2 separate regions of the Homo sapiens genome follow, and region 2 is linked to region 1. A link is a contact called in ENCODE Hi-C data. All regions are on one chromosome and are shown on one strand. The core of a region is the stretch at or near the end of the contact, and the rest is flanking DNA. Distances in the headings are between cores, read along the strand shown. Region 1 has its middle 44 kb from the start of LINC02414. Region 2 holds the start of ULK1 (unc-51 like autophagy activating kinase 1).

Region 1 (7,552 bases), core at 2,625-5,124:
CCCCCATTCTCACAGCTGCCCCACAGAAAACACACCGTGGGCATCGTCAGGGGTGTGGCAGGGCTGCAATGAAGGGAGGACCCCACGGGCACCCCCAGGGCTTGTGGTGGTCGTGGGAGATGGGGTCATTCATGTGTCATAAAAGTACTGCAGCGTAGCCTAGGTCAGGTACTCCAGAGTTTCCACAGGGCCTCGGGGCCTAGGTCAGTGTATTAGTCGGTTTTCATGCTGCTAATAAAGACATACCCAAGACTGGGTAATTCGTAAAGGAAAGAGGTTTAATGGACTCCCAGTTCCACATGGCTGGGGAGGCCTCACAATCATGGCAGAAGGCAAGGAAGAGCAAAGTCGTGTCTTACATGGTGGCAGGGAAGACAGTGTGTGCAGGGGAACTGCCCTTTATAAAGCCATCAGATCTCATGAGACTTATTCACTACCATGAGAACAGCACGGGAGAAACTGCGGCCATGATTCAATGATCTCCACCTGGCCCCGCCCTTGACACATGGGGATTATTACAATTCAAGGTGAGATTTGGGTGGGGACAAGCCAAACCATATCAGTCAGCCCCAGCCCCTCCCAAATCTCATGTCCTTACATTTCAAAACAAATCATGCCTTCCCAACAGTCCCCCAAAGTCTTAACTCATTTCAGCATTAACTCAAAAGTCCACAGTCCAGAGTCTCATCTGAGACAAGACAAGTCCCTTCCACCTATGAGCCTGTAAAATCAAAAGCAAATTAGTTACTTCCTAGGTACAATGGGGTACAGGCATTGGGTAAATACAGCCATTCCAAATGGAAGAAATGGGCCAAAACAAAGGGGCTACAAGCCCCATGCAAGTCAAGTCTTAAAGCTCCAACATGATCTCCTTTGACTCCATGTCTAACATCCAGGTCACGCTGATGCAAGAGGTGGGGTTCCCACGGCCTTGGGCAGCTCCGCCCCTGTGGCTTTGCAGAGTACAGCAGCCCCCCTCCTGGCTGCTTCCACGGGCTGGCATTGAGTGTCTGGCTCACAGTGCGAGGTGTCAGTGGATCTACCACTCTGGGGTCTGGAGGACAGTGGCCCTCTTCTCACAGCTCCACTAGGCAGTGCCCAGTGGGGACTCTGTGTGGGGCCTCCAAGCCCACATTGCCCTTCCACACTGCCCTAGCGGAGTTTCTCCATGAAGGCCTCACCCCTGCACAAAATTCTGCCTAGACATCCAGATATTCCCATACACCCTCTGAAATCTAGACGGAGGTTCCCAAACCTCAGTTCTTGACTTCTATGCACCCACAGGCTCAACACCACATGGAAGCTGCCAAGGCCTGTGGCTTCCACTCTCTCAAGCCATGGCCTGAGCTGTACCTTGGCCCGTTTTAGCCATGGCTGGAGTGGCTGGGATGCTGGGCACCATGTCCTGAGGCTGCGCACAGCAGGGGGGCCCTGAGCCCCACCCACAAAATCATTTTTCCTTCCCAGGCCTCCGGACCAGTGATACGCAGGGCTGCCGTGAAATTCTCTGACATGCCCTGGAAACATTTTCCCGTTGTTTTGGTGATTAACATTCGACTCCTTCTCACTTAAGCAAATTTCTGCAGCTTCAATTTCTTTCCAGAAAATAAGGTTTCCTTTTCTATCACATCGTCAGGCTTCACATTTTCCAACTTTTATGCTCTGCCTCCTCTCGAATGCTTCGCTGCTTAGAATTTTCTTTTCCTGGATACCCTAAGTCATCTCCCTCAACTTCAAAGTTCCACAGATCTCTAGGGCGGGGCAAAAAGCCGCCAGTCTCTTTGTTAAAGCACAGCAAGAGTGACCTTTACTCCAGTTCCCGACAAATTCCTCATCTCCTTCTGAGACCACCTCAGCCTGGACTTCAGTGTCCATATCACTATCAGCATTTTGGTCAAAGCCATTCAACAAGTCTCTAGGAAGTTCCAAACTTTTGCACATCTTCCTGTCCTCTTCTGAGCCCTCCAAATTGTTCCAACCTCCACCTGTCATCCAGTTCCAAAGTCACCTCCACATTTTTGGGAATCTTTACAGCAGCACCCCCACTCTACTGGTACCAATTTACTGCATTAGTCTGTTCTCACACTGCTAATAAAGACATACCTGAGACTGGCTAGTTTATAAAGGAAAGAGGTTTAATGGACTCACAGTTCCACGTGGCTGGGGAGGCCTCACGATCATGGGGAAGGCAAAGGAAGAGCAAAGTCGTATCTTACATGGCGGCAGGCAAGAGAGCTTGTGTAGGGGAACTGCCCTTTATAAAACCAAGAGATCTCACGAGACTTATTCACTAGAATGAGAACAGTATGGGAGAAACCACCCTCATGATTCAATTGTCTCCACCTGGCCCCGCCCTTGACATGTGGGAATTATTACGACTCAGGGTGAGATGTGGGTGAGGACGCAGCCAAACCATATCAGTCAGGTACTCCAGCATTTCCACACGGTCTTGGGGCCCAGGTCAGGTACTCCAGTGTTTCCACACAGCCTCAGGGCCTGGGTCAGGTACTCCAGTGTTCCTACACGGCCCTGGGGCCCAGGTCAGGTACTCCAGTGTTTCCACACAGCCTCGGGGCCTGGGTCAGGTACTCCAGTGTTCCTACACGGCCCTGGGGCCCAGGTCAGGTACTCCTGTGTTTCTACACAGCCTTGGGGCCTATGTTAAGGGTCTCTGTTGTGTCCAAGTCATCACAAACTTAGCAGCATAAAACAACACATTTTCAGTCAGGTCTGAGTCCTGGCCCAGCCAACCCTGTCCTCTGTTCATGTCTCACAAGGCTGAAACCAAGGTGCTGTCTGGCCTTGTTCTCATCTGAAGGCTCAGCTGTAAGACCCATATACAAGCCTCCCAGGATGTTGGCAGAATTCACTTCCTTGCAGCTGTAGAGCTCACAGCAGCTTCCTTCTTCATACCCAGCAATGGGGAGAGACTGTGGCTGTGAATCTCCGACTCAGGGAAGGTCTAGACCTTTATTTTCCTTTTATAACAGCCATCATTGGGCCTGTTAGCTGAGACACCTACTTGTGGCCTCTTCAAGGGCCTGAATTTGCCCACAGCCTGGAGGCTCAGTTCCAGGAGTGAGTTGGACCACTTCCAAGGAGCTCATCTGATTAAACCAAGAACACACAGGATAATCTCTATTTTGATCAACTCAAAATTAACTGATTAGCAACTATAATTACATCTGAAAAATTTCTTCTTTGCCAAAAAAACCATAACCTAATCACAAGAGTGAAATTTCATCCTATTCATAAGTCCTCCCACACTCAACAGAAGGGGATTTCACAGGGCATGTATACCAGGAAGCAGAAATTTTGGGGCCATGCTTCCTAGCCTGGATTCTTTCCTCCACAGCACTCCAGGGAAGATCTGGGAGCTCAGGCTCATTAAACGCAGGGTCTCACTTTCAGTCAGGCAAACAAGCAAGTGGTTACAGCCTCTTCCTGCTGCAGGAAAGACCCTGCTCCCATGCTCCAGTTCCCCGAGCCCACCCTCCTGACGGCCAGGGAAGCCTGCAGACAGGACTAAAGCCCGGGGTCTCCAACCCACACCCCCGCCTGCCTGGAGCTCTTACACTGCTGAGCCCGTCACAAAGCCCTGTGCCCTCCCGCCGTCCCACCGTGCCTCTCCACTCAGCACTGGCCAGCTCTGCGGGGGCCCAACACAGCTCACTGTGCAACTTTTCAGAAGGAAAGAAAAACAAATCCCAGTGAGATTCAGAGAACCTCAGCTGCGTTTAAGAATTCCTACTACACCATTCACTATGACATTCTGTCTCAGCCAAATATCCTGTTGCCAGGGAAGAAAAATTAAATTTTAAACACGAGCTGCAGAGTAGGTGTCGGTGGATGGCAAGCAACGGAAACCGCAAACAGGGCTGTGCATCGCCGTCAGCCCGAACTGCAGATTAATTGCTTCTGGTGGAGGAAGCAGCTTAGATCTAAACATCAACTCAGCTCCGACAGAGCCTCGCGGAAATCCAGAGCTGCCTCTGGGATCAGAATTTTGAGGACCTCTGCTCCCTGCACTTGGGAGAGTCTTAACACAAAGAACAAAAAAATTTAAAAGTCTGAGAGAAGAAGGAATAAACCCCACCTTCAGAATTTTCTTTGATTTTTAAAAAATTGTAGTGTTTAATCCTAGTTCATCCAAAATAAAAGTGAGAGAGGGGTTTTCTCTGCATATCAAAATGTCTAGAAGGCTCAAGAGAAAACATTGCTGTCGGTGGGCACTGAGAACCATTTGCTGACCCACCGGGAACCGGGACCTGTCACTCACAGCCACCCCACCGGGAACCGGGACCTGTCACTCACAGCCCTTCTGTTACTGGAAAGGGGTCCTGATCCAGACCCCAAGAGGGTTATTGGATCTCATGCAAGAAAGAATTCAAGGTGAATCCATCAGGTGAAAGGAAGTTTATTAATAAAGTGAAGGAATAAAAGAATGGCTCCTCCACAGGCAGAGTGGTAGTGGGGCTGCTCCACGAATGATAGTTTTTTCCTGACTATATGCTAAACAAGGGTGGATTATGGTCTAGAAGCCAGGAGAAGCCCTCGGTTCTGGAAACTGCCCACCCCTTTCCCAGAAGACTCATGATTATTTATGGCATTTGTAAACCGTCATGGCGCTGATGAGCAGTAAGGATGACCCCAGAGGTCACTCATTGCCATCTTGGTTTTGGAGGGATTTGGCCGGCATCTTTACTGCAATCGGTTTCATCAGCTGGGTTTGTGACCTGTGTCTTGTGCCGACCTTCTGTCTCATCCTGTGACTTAGAATGCCTAACCTGCTGGGAATGCAGCCCAGTAGGTCTCAGCCTGATCTTACTCAGCCCCTGTTCAAGATGGAGTCATTCTGGTTCAAATGCCTCTGACACTTCCCTCACCTTTAACCCTGGAGAGGGTGATTCCCTCCTGACCCCACAGAGCCCAAGCTGAGTTCTACTTTGTTATTTTCAGAAGAGCAAACCTCAGAAACAAGAAAGCCCCTGCACCATCGACAATAATGTTTAAAAACCTCAACCCCAAGCAACTTCTTTTCATCCCCTTCTTTTCCCAGCAAGACTTTTTTAAGGTTCAAAAACAAGCGCAAAACAGCAGCAACAAAAAATCATCAAAATCCCCAGGGTTTTGGTTTTGTTTTGTTTTTCATTATTCTCCTGGAGCTTTCCCATATCTAATATTTTCCAACCTTTTCCTTAAGGACATTCCCCCAGGTTTCAGGACAGAAGCATCTCAACAGGTGTGGGAGGTCTTTTCTGCTAGAGAGTGTAATTTTGGAACTGTACTCACATTTCTTTCCAATCTGGGCCAAGGTCTAATTCAGACGCATAACTGAAAATCTGGGTCCACTAACAGTGCCTGTGATTGTCCAACGGGTTGTTCCTGCCCACTGCACAAATAAAGACCACGGCACTGCAGTCAAGAAAGAGTTTAATTGCCATGAGGCCGGCCACGCCATGTGGGAGATGGAGTTATTACTCAAATCGACCTCCCCAAAAATTCATAGATTGGGGTTTTTAAGGATAATTTGGTGGGTAGAGGGTTGGCAAGTGGGGACTGCTGACTGGTAGGGTCAGAGATGAAATCATAGAAAGTCAAAGCTGTCATCTTGCACTGAGTCAGTTCCTGGGTAGGGGCCACAAGACCAAATGAGCCAGTTTATTTTTCTGGGTGGAGTCAGCTGGTGCATCAGAATGCAAGGTCTGCAAAATATCTGAAGCCCTGATCTCAGGTTTTACGACAGTGACTCTGTACCGTAATTTCTAATCTTCTAATTCGTAAGTCAAGTCCCTAGGCAAGGAGGGGTTTTGTTTTGGGAAAGAGCTGTTATCATCTTTGTTTCAAAGTTAAACTAAGTTCCTTCCAAAGTAAGCTCAGCCTACGCCCAGGAATGAACAAGGACAGCTTGGAGGTGAGAAGCAAGATGGAGTCGGTTAGGTCAGATCTGTTTCACCGCCATAATTTCCTCAGTTCTAATTTTTGCAGAGGCGGTTTCATGCCCAGACAGAGAAACGTCTGACATCGTTGTGCAACCCTAGAATACTGTTGTGAAACTGTTCTTGTGCCCCATTTACCAACTGCACAAATTCACCAACTTTTTCAGACAATAGTCGTCTCTCAGTATCCTCGGGAGGTTGGTTCTGAGGCTCCCATGGATACCAAAATCTGAAGATGCTCAAGTCCCTTATATAAAATGGTGTGTTATTTGCATATAACCTAGGCACATCCTCCTGTATACATTAAATTGTCTCTGCATTCCTTATAATACTCAAGATAACACAAATACCGTGCCAATAGTTGTTATCACTGCTTTTTTATTTACTTTTGATTGTTGTATTGTTATTTTTATTGGGTTTTGTTTGTTTTTTGTTTTTTGAGACAGAGTCTCACTCTGTTGCCCAGGCTGGAGTGCAGTGGTGCGATCTTGGCTCACTGCAACCTCCACCTCCCAGGTTCTCCTGCCTCAGCCTCCCGAGTAGCTGGAATTACAGAGGCCCAAGACCACGTCCAGCTAATTTTTGGATTTTTAGTAGAGATGAGGTCTCACCATGTTGGCCAGGCTGGTCTTGAACTGCTGACCTCAAGTGATCTGCCCACCTCGGCCTCCCAAAGTACTGGAATTACAGGCGTGAGCCACCATGCCCGGCCCCAGGTTATTTTTTAATATTTTTGATCTGAGGTCCAAGGACATGGGGCCTATGGATATGGAGGGCCACGTCCATCTGTTTCCCCTCTCAGATTCTTCCCAGTCACCCTCTCAAACTTGCCAGTTGGTATTCTATTCCGGTTTAACTCTGGCATTAACTCATCTCAACCTAATCTCAGTGGAATCATAGAGGTAGATTTTGGATCCGACATTACCTGGGGGATTCTGTGGGAGTTAGGAGGAAGAGAAGTGAGTGTTTGTACAATCCACTGACAGCTATTCCTGTACTGCCTGTGTCTTCATTGTTTTGAATTTCTGTTTCATTTTCTATTTTTAAGCCTGTCTTGAGTCAGTTGAAATCAGATTAGCTGTCCTCTGAAGTTCCTTCCAGTTCTGAGAATCTGTGATTTCATTTAATATTAAACAGACTTGTGAGCAAACATGAAGGATGCGGAGGTATTTTATGAACTATAAACATACCAACACCAGTATGAGATTACTAATTCAACCTTTGTGTGTCTTGTGTATTCACACGGAGTACAGGTGCCTCAGGGAAGGGACCCAATGGTGTTGGGTCACCGGTTTCAGTGCATGCTCAGTATGACAGCCATAAGATCTCACTTTGCATGCAGTGGCTGGTCGGGTGCGGTCATCCGTGGTCACACTGCACCAGGGATGCCTTCAGGAAGGCTGTTCAGACCTTACAGAGGCATCTTCCCCTACACACAGAATTCCTTTTCTTTCTCACACACATGGTCCTTCAAGTTGTTTTCCAGACTTTTTTGTGTATAGGCCACGGATTCCAGCAGTGGTGGAGGGTGAGTCACTGTCACCGGTGGTAATTTATCATAGTTACCATGTTGGGAGGTTAGGAGGGGCTGGTTGTCATTCATCCATCCTCAG
Region 2 (7,552 bases), core at 2,778-5,277, 290 kb after region 1:
CTAATTTTTTGTATTTTTAGTAGAGACAGGGTTTCACTGTGTTAGCCAGGATGGTCTCCATCTCCTGACCTAGTGATCCGCCCGTCTCGGCCTCCCAAAGTGTTGGGATTAGAGGCGTGAGCCACCACGCCCCGCCTCAACAATGTTTTTATAGAGACAGGGTTTCACCATGTTGCCCAGGCTGGTCTCCAACTCCTGGGCTCAAGCAATTCTCCTGCCTCGGCATCCCAAAGTGCTGGGATTACAGGCGTTTGCCACTACGGCCGGCCCACAACAATGTGATTGTACTTAATGTCACTGAACTGTGCACTTAAAAATGGTTAAGATGGGCCGGGCGCGGTGGCTCACGCCTGCAGTCCCAGCACTTTGGGAGGCCGAGGCAGGTGGATCATGAGGTCAGGTGTTCAAGACCAGCCTGACCAACATGGTGAAACCCCATCTCTACTAAAAATACAAAAATTAGCCAGGTGTGGTGGCGTGTGCCTGTAATCCCAGCTACTTGGGAGGCTGAGGCAGGAGAATCACTTGAACCAGGGAGGTGGAGGTTGCAATGAGCCGAGATCGCGCCATGGCACTCCAGCCTGGGTGAAAAGAGCGAAACTCTGCCTCAAAAAAAACAAAACAAAAAAAAACAAAAACAAACACATTCTGAGGCTGGGTGTGGTGGCTTATGTCTGTTGTTTAATTTTATTTATTTATTTATTTATTTATTTTGAGATGGAGTTTCACTCTTGTCTCCCAGGCTGGAGTGCAATGGTGCGATCTCGGCTCACCGCAACCTCCGCCTCCCGGGTTCAAGCGATTCTCCTGCCTCAGCCTCCCGAGTAGCTGGGATTACAGGCATGCACCACAACACCCGGCTAATTTTGTATTTTTAGTAGAGACAAGGTTTCTCCATGTTGGCCAAGGCTGGTCTCGAACTCCTGACCTCAGGTGATCAGCCCGCCTCGGCCTCCCAAAGTGTTGGGATTACAGGCGTAAGCCACCACGCTGGGCCGATGGCTTACGTCTATAATCCTAACACTTTGGGAGGCCGAGGCGGGAGGATCACTTGGGCCCAGGAGTTTGAGACTAGCCTGGGCAACATAGTGAGATCTCATCTCTACAAAAAATACAAAAATTAGTAGGGTGTGGTGGCGTGCACCTGTAATCCCAGCTGCTTGGGAGGGTGAGGCAGGAGGATCACCTAAACCCAGGTAGTCAAGGCTGCAGTGAGTGGCGATTGAGCCACTGCACTCCAGCCTGGGTGACAGAGTGAGACCCTGTCTCAAAAAAAAGAAACTGTGGTACATATACACCATGAAATACTACACAGCCATAAAAAAGAATGAGATCATGTCCTCTGCAGCAACATGGATGGAGTTGGAGGCCATCATCCTAAGCGAACTAACACAGGAACAGAAAACCAAACACTACATGTTCTCACTTATAAGTGGGAGGTAAACACTGAAAATATACGGGCCGGGCGCTGTGGCTCACACCTATAATCCCAGCACTTTGGGAGGCCGAGGTGGGCAGATCACGAGGTCAGGAGATCGAGACCATCCTGGCTAACACGGTGAAACCTCATCTCTACTAAAAATACAAAAAATTAGCCAGGTGTGGTGGCGGGCGCCTGTAGTTCCAGCTAATCGGGAGGCTGAGGCAGGAGAAAGGCGTGAACCTGGGAGGCGGAGCTTGCAGTGAGCCAAGATAGCGCCACTGCACTCCAGCCTGGGCGAAAGAGCGAGACTCCGTCTCAAAAAAAAAAAAAAGAAAATAGGACACAAAGAAGGGAACAAGAGACACCAGGTCCCACTTGAGGGTGGGAGGGTGGGAGGAGGGAGAGAGGATCAAAAAACTACTTATCGGGTACTCTGCTTATTACCTGGGTGATGAAATAATCCGTTCATCAAACCCTGTGAAACATAATTTACCTGTATAACAAACCTGTCCACACACCACTGAACCTAAAAGTTATAAAAAGAATAAAAAATTTAATAAGACCGCACAAAACAAAAAAGAAACATGTCCTTCCTCGGTGGGCCTAGTAACGGTTTCCAAATGCAAATCCCATCTTGCCATCCCACCCTCTCCTAAACTCTTCCTGGGTATTTCTTTGAGTTTGGGGTGAAGACCCCGTTAGCTTGGCTTTCCAGGCCAGGGTGGGCTGGGCTGGGGTTCCCTGAGTACTTTCCAGGAGTACAGGCTTCGCCATCTCTAGCAATCTCGGCCCTCACGGTCTGCCCTGATCACCTCAGCACGTAGCCACCTGTTCACTCATTTTTCTCTTGCAATTTTGCCACGGGTGGTGCAATCTTTGCTCTTCTTGTCCCCCACCCCTAAGCGCTGGGAGCTCCTGCAGGCGGGTCTTGTTCTCACTGTGTCAACTGCAGCACTTACCTCGCAGCGTGTGCTCTCTGGGCAGGCCGGTGTGCAGCAGGCACTCCAGGATGTGAGTGAATGCTATGGCTGACTACGGGGCACTGTGGAACCTCTTTATTGGGAAAACAAACATGGTGGGCCAGGAGACCTCTTGTCCCTTCCAGCTCGGTGGCTTCTGGCCCCCAGTCCAGGGTCGGGAGTCTGTGTGTCCTGCGGCCTGGAGGATGAGCTGGGTGCAGGTAAAAGGCATCCAGGACTTGCTGATCCAGCCCAGGGCATCAGGCTGTCCAGCTGCTGGGCTGCTCTGGGAGGCAGCATGGAGGGTCCTGGCTGAAGTGTGTGTTTCTGGGCTGTTACTTTAGGACTGTACTGAAGGCTGGGTTGGTGAGCATTGTTTAGAATCATGCATTTGCAAAAGCAGTGCTTGCACGTGGTGAAAGCCATTCCAACTAGCGCGCAACGTGTACGGTGAACAGCACTAACTTTTCCCCGGTCCTCTCTCCCAGAGCAATCGCTGTTGGCTGTGTCTTCTGTGAGTGAGCCCCCGGGCTCTTTTGGCTGCCGGCGGTGTGACTTTGGACACATTCTCCAACTTTTCTCCGCCTTGATTTCCTCATCTGTAAAACAGGGACATAACAGCAAGTGCCTCGTGGAATCATTGAATGGATGCACTAATCGCTGGAAAGTGCGCTGCTTGGCCTAAGTGATGAGTTAGCTGTCATTATAGTTAGGAACGACCATGTACACATTACAGGCGTTTCACACACACACACATCCCAATCCTACCGCTTTCTTAAAACGACAGACAGTACAGTGCCCTGTTCCATATTTTGCTTTTACTTAATTATAATCTTTGGAGAACTCACCCTTGAGCACAGGTATATTTACCTCTGTGCAGTGTTCCACAGGACCGATGCGCAGCCCATCTAGCTAACCTTTCCTCCCCAGCGGATTTATGGGCTATGTCGTTGGTTTGGGTGACAACTTTTTGGTCTACAATTTTTTTTTTTTTTTTTGCAATTTGGCATTATGGAACTCAACTTTAAATGCCTAACCTCTAACTCAGCCATTCTATTTCTAAGAATTAATTCTGCGCAGTCCCCCGTTTTGGGAACATTTCCCACGCCTGTTCTCCATTCTCCTGTAGAAGGGGAACAGGGAGCGGGAAGGAGGGGAACAGGGAAGGGGAGGGAGGGGAACAGGGAGGGGGGACAGGAGGGAGGAGAACAGGCAGTGGGGGCGGGAGGGGAGCGGGGGGGAAGGCATGGGAGGGGGCGGAAGGGAGGGGGCAGGGAGGGAGAGAGGTGATGGGAAGGGGAAAAGGAGGGAGGAGGACGGAGAGAGGGGAAAGGAGGGAGGGGAGCAGAGAAGAAGCGGGGCGGGGAAGGGGCGGGGAAGGGGCGTGGAAGGGAGTGGGGCAAGGAATCAACACTGAGCCCCGTGGCCCGCTCCCGGGTCAGCGCGCCTCTCTGCTCTCACCGGGGCGGGTCCGCTGTTGGCCCCACCCACTCCCAGCCCACCCGGCCCCGCAATGGCCCGGCCCAGCCGCCCACCCCCCCGACAGGCCCCGCCCCATTCCCCGCCCCCCGTCTGTTCGTCACGCCCGGCTCTGCCGCTCCGTCCCGCAGGCCCCGCCCTCATCCCGCCTCCCGGCCCGGCGCGCAGTGCGGCTGCGCGGGCGTCTCAGGCTCTGAGGCCCGGGCGCCGCGGCTCTTTTGTTTCTCCGTTGGGGCCGAGCCCGGGCCCTAGTTGGAGCCGGAGTCGGAGTCGGAGTCGGATCCGGATTCGGATTAGCAGCCCGGGAAGAGTGCCGTGGCACAGGCGCCGGAGGGAGCGCGACCCTCGGACCCCGCCTGGCCCGCGGGGCTGGGACCCGGCCCCGGCCTGCCCGATGGGGCGCGCGGCCCCGGAGATGCGCCCTCGCCCGGCCCCGCGCCCCCGGCCCCGCGCCCCCGGCCCGCCCGCCCCGGCCCGCGCCTCCGCCTGAGTCCCCCGCGCCTTGGCCCGCCACCCCCCGCCCCGCGCCCCCGGCCCGCCTGCGCCATGGAGCCCGGCCGCGGCGGCACAGAGACCGTGGGCAAGTTCGAGTTCTCCCGCAAGGACCTGATCGGCCACGGCGCCTTCGCGGTGGTCTTCAAGGGCCGCCACCGCGAGGTGAGGCCCCCGTCCGGCCCGGGATCCCCCGCCCAGGATCCCCTGCCCCTGCATCCCCGCCCCGAGATTCCCCGCCTGTCCCGGGACCCCCCCACGCCTCCCGAGAGCCCCACTCGACTTTCCAGGCCGACCCCCACCCCAGGATCCCCACCCCGCGACCCCCAGCCCGACTTTCCAGTTCAGACTCCCGCCCCGAGATCCGCTGCCGGGCTTTCCAGCCCAGATCCTCACTCCGAGACCCCCAGCCCGACTTTCCTGTCCAAACCCTCACCCCGGGACACCCCGCAACCTGGTCCCACAGCCGGCTTTCGAGGCTGGATCCCTACCCCAGGACCCCCAGCGCGATCCTCAACCTGGCTCCCCACTCGGCCTTCCAGTCCCGGGATTCCCAACCGGGATCATCTCAGGGCCCCACCTGTGTGGACTGGGGTCTGGGGGAGGCCTGCGAGGGGCAGCCCTGGCCTTGAAGGTGCACGTTTGGCTTTCAGAAGCACGATTTGGAGGTCGCCGTCAAGTGCATTAACAAGAAGAACCTCGCCAAGTCTCAGACGCTGCTGGGGAAGGAAATCAAAATCCTGAAGGTGAGCCAGTGCTGGGGGAGGGGGCGTGGGCGTGGGCGTGGGCAAGCCCCCCTCCCCACACTGATAACAAACTTGGGTTTCTGTCCTAGGAACTGAAACATGAAAACATCGTGGCCCTGTACGACTTCCAGGTAAGGCCTCTGGGCTGCGGTCTGCTGGGGACCGGGCTGGGGGACTGTGGCCCCAGGTGCTGGATCCCCTGGTGAGCACTGGTGTTGAGCCTGTCCAGGCTGGGGTCTACTGGGCCCCTGGAGACTCCACCCTGGGTCCAGGCCTGGGCTGGTGCTGGCTCTTGCTGTGACTTCCCCAGCTGTGAGACCGGGGAGGGGGTGTCTGGGCCGCAGGGCGCCCCAGGGCAGGGCTGAGTTCTCCTGAACAGGCATCCCCTCCCCGCCGGGCGTCAGTCCTAGGGGCCCTGCCTGAGTCCGGCGTCCCCGGCTGGCCCTGGCAGCACTGCCGGCCTGGCCCACCTGTCTAGGCCGTGTGTTTGTTGACATTGCTCCTGCGGCCGGCATTGGCCGGCCTCGCTCTGCGTCAGACGGGGCGGGGGAGGGGCCGCCGGAGACTCCTGCTCGCTGGCAGTCAGGGCCGGGCCGGGGCACAGGCGGCTGCCGCTGGCTGGCCAAGGAGATGACCTCGGGCCCGGCTGGCCCCAAGAAGCAAGCGGTGGGACCAGCTGGCTTTCGTGCTGCCTCCGTGTCCCGGGGCCCAGGGCAGGCAGGGCTGGGGCTGTGGGAGCCAGGGTGCCGTCCTGGGGACCAGGAACCTGAGGCGGGAGATCCGCCCCGCCAAAGTGCTGACTAATGGCTCTGTGACCTGTTTACTGAGCCCAGGGCCCAGCCCCTGGCTGAGGGAAGGGCTGGCAGGCCGTGTTTTGGTGGCCTCCTCCGTCCGCCTCTCAGAGCTTTGCTGTGGCCTTGGGGACCGAGGCTTGTCACAAGGTGCCGGGTGGGGGGGGCCCAGGTCCAGCGAGTACCTGGAAACCCAGGCACACTGTGTCCTGGAGCTGGGCCATCCCTCCTGCTGCTTTTCCCGCCCTCTTCCCACCCCTTTTCTCCCTGCTTTCCTCCCTCCCTTCCTCCTCTTTCCTCATCCTCTCCATGTTTGGAAGCCTCCTGCCTGGACCACAGCCTGCACATGCGTCATGGCTCTGGGAGCCAGCAAGGAGTGGACAGCTGTCCCTGGCCAGGCAGCGACTCTGAGGGACTCCCCCTCCACCCTGGGCTACACTGCCTGCTGCTCCCCTCCAGGGCTCCCCAGGTCCAGTCCTGGGCATCTCCAGGCCAGGCCCTGTGACTGTCCGCACGACCCCCGCAGACCCGGGACCAGTATCCCCAGGCCCAGCTCCATCCCAGTCAGCCACACACACCTGGTTGTGGGCATCTGCCACTTCCTCCAGTGTTGGCAACTCTGCGGCTTTCTCTACTCAGGAAGCACTTGGAGCCGCCAGCTGCAGGCGCTCCTGTCTCCGGGCACCGGGCTCTGCTGGAGCTGCAGCTTAGCCTGCCCTCGCCCCCACAGGCGTGGGGATTGTTGCCCTGTGTCGGTAAGGCAATGTTTGAGGCAGGCACCCAAACCCAGGAAAAAATAACTGGGTTTTAAAAATGGACAATGAACGATTTGGGTGATAAAAGAAAATCCTCAAACATTACGGGAGGGAGTGCGGTCGAGGCTAGAGTCCTGCCCCCGATCGAGTCCCGCTGCCCTCCGTTCTCAGGCCCCTGCTTTAGTTGTTTCCGGGCCACCGGGGACAGCCATCCTTACAAGGCGATGTGTTCACCGGTGTCCTTCCCCGCCACACCCACCTCTCTGCGCCGTGAATTTTGTCACTTAAGAGTATAGTTTGCACTCCATCCAGCCTGGGCGACTGAGCGAGGCCCTGTCTCTAAAAGAGTAGAGCTTGGGGAAGGTTCTGTGCTGGCTCAATCCATATCAGAAAGTTTACCCCTCGGCCAGGCACAGTGGATCACACCTGTGACCCTAGCACTGTGGGAGGCCAAGACAGACCAGCCTGGGCAACATAGCAAGACTCGCTCTCTCTAAAAAAAAGAAAAAAAAAGAAAAAAAATTAGCCAGGCATAGTGGCATGTCTCAGCTACTATAAAGGTTGTAGGAGGATTGATTAAACCCAGGAGTTTAAGGCTGCAGTGAGCCGTGATGTTGCCACCGCGTTCCAGCCTGGGCAGCAGAGTGTAACCCTGTCTCAAAAACACAAAACAAAACCCTCAAAAAGTTTACCCCTCTCTGTTAGAGGTCACCATCTGTAAGCACAGTGGTCGAGAGCCAGGCTGACGCTGATGAGGGGCCCAGTCCTGGCTGCCATATGTGCACACACAGCTTCTTTAGTTTGCGGTCCTATTTCTTCCTCTGTGAAGCAGAAAGCACGGGCTGTGAGGGCTGTGTGAGGGAGGAGGGAGTGCTCTCGGGTTGGAGGAGCCATCGTGGAGGTGCTA

Evidence for each region. Hi-C counts contacts between places; a loop is a spot of excess contacts on that map. Pooled maps may share reads with other maps.
Region 2: a map of naive thymus-derived CD4-positive, alpha-beta T cell shows a loop between it and region 1 (6-fold over the local background). The contact joins the promoter of ULK1 here to the enhancer-like site in region 1. A Hi-C loop is called at or near these places in 1 of 168 maps with a recorded cell type or tissue (naive thymus-derived CD4-positive, alpha-beta T cell), 1 of 37 single-sample maps with no recorded cell type and 7 of 50 pooled maps.

The regions. Positions count from the first base shown.
Region 1 is chr12:131,600,762-131,608,313 of GRCh38, forward strand. No RefSeq gene overlaps it. Among named protein-coding and RNA genes, the nearest start is that of LINC02414, 44 kb to the right of the region's middle. RefSeq lists enhancers at 3,060-3,600, 6,884-7,073. Within about 2 kb of position 3,875, at least 4 of the 41 ENCODE cell types and tissues checked have a DNase peak (open chromatin) inside an H3K27ac peak, as active enhancers do.
Region 2 is chr12:131,890,595-131,898,146 of GRCh38, forward strand. It overlaps ULK1 (unc-51 like autophagy activating kinase 1), which reads left to right and starts at 4,028. Exons shown (of 28, transcript NM_003565.4): 1 at 4,028-4,518; 2 at 5,007-5,099; 3 at 5,189-5,230. The coding sequence starts at 4,408. It overlaps LOC124903059 (a long non-coding RNA gene), which reads right to left and starts at 3,564. Exons shown (of 2, transcript XR_007063538.1): 1 at 3,253-3,564; 2 at 2,464-2,981. RefSeq lists silencers at 3,698-3,747, 3,778-4,287, 5,355-5,504, 5,430-5,724, 5,695-5,754 and 1 more and an enhancer at 6,212-7,009.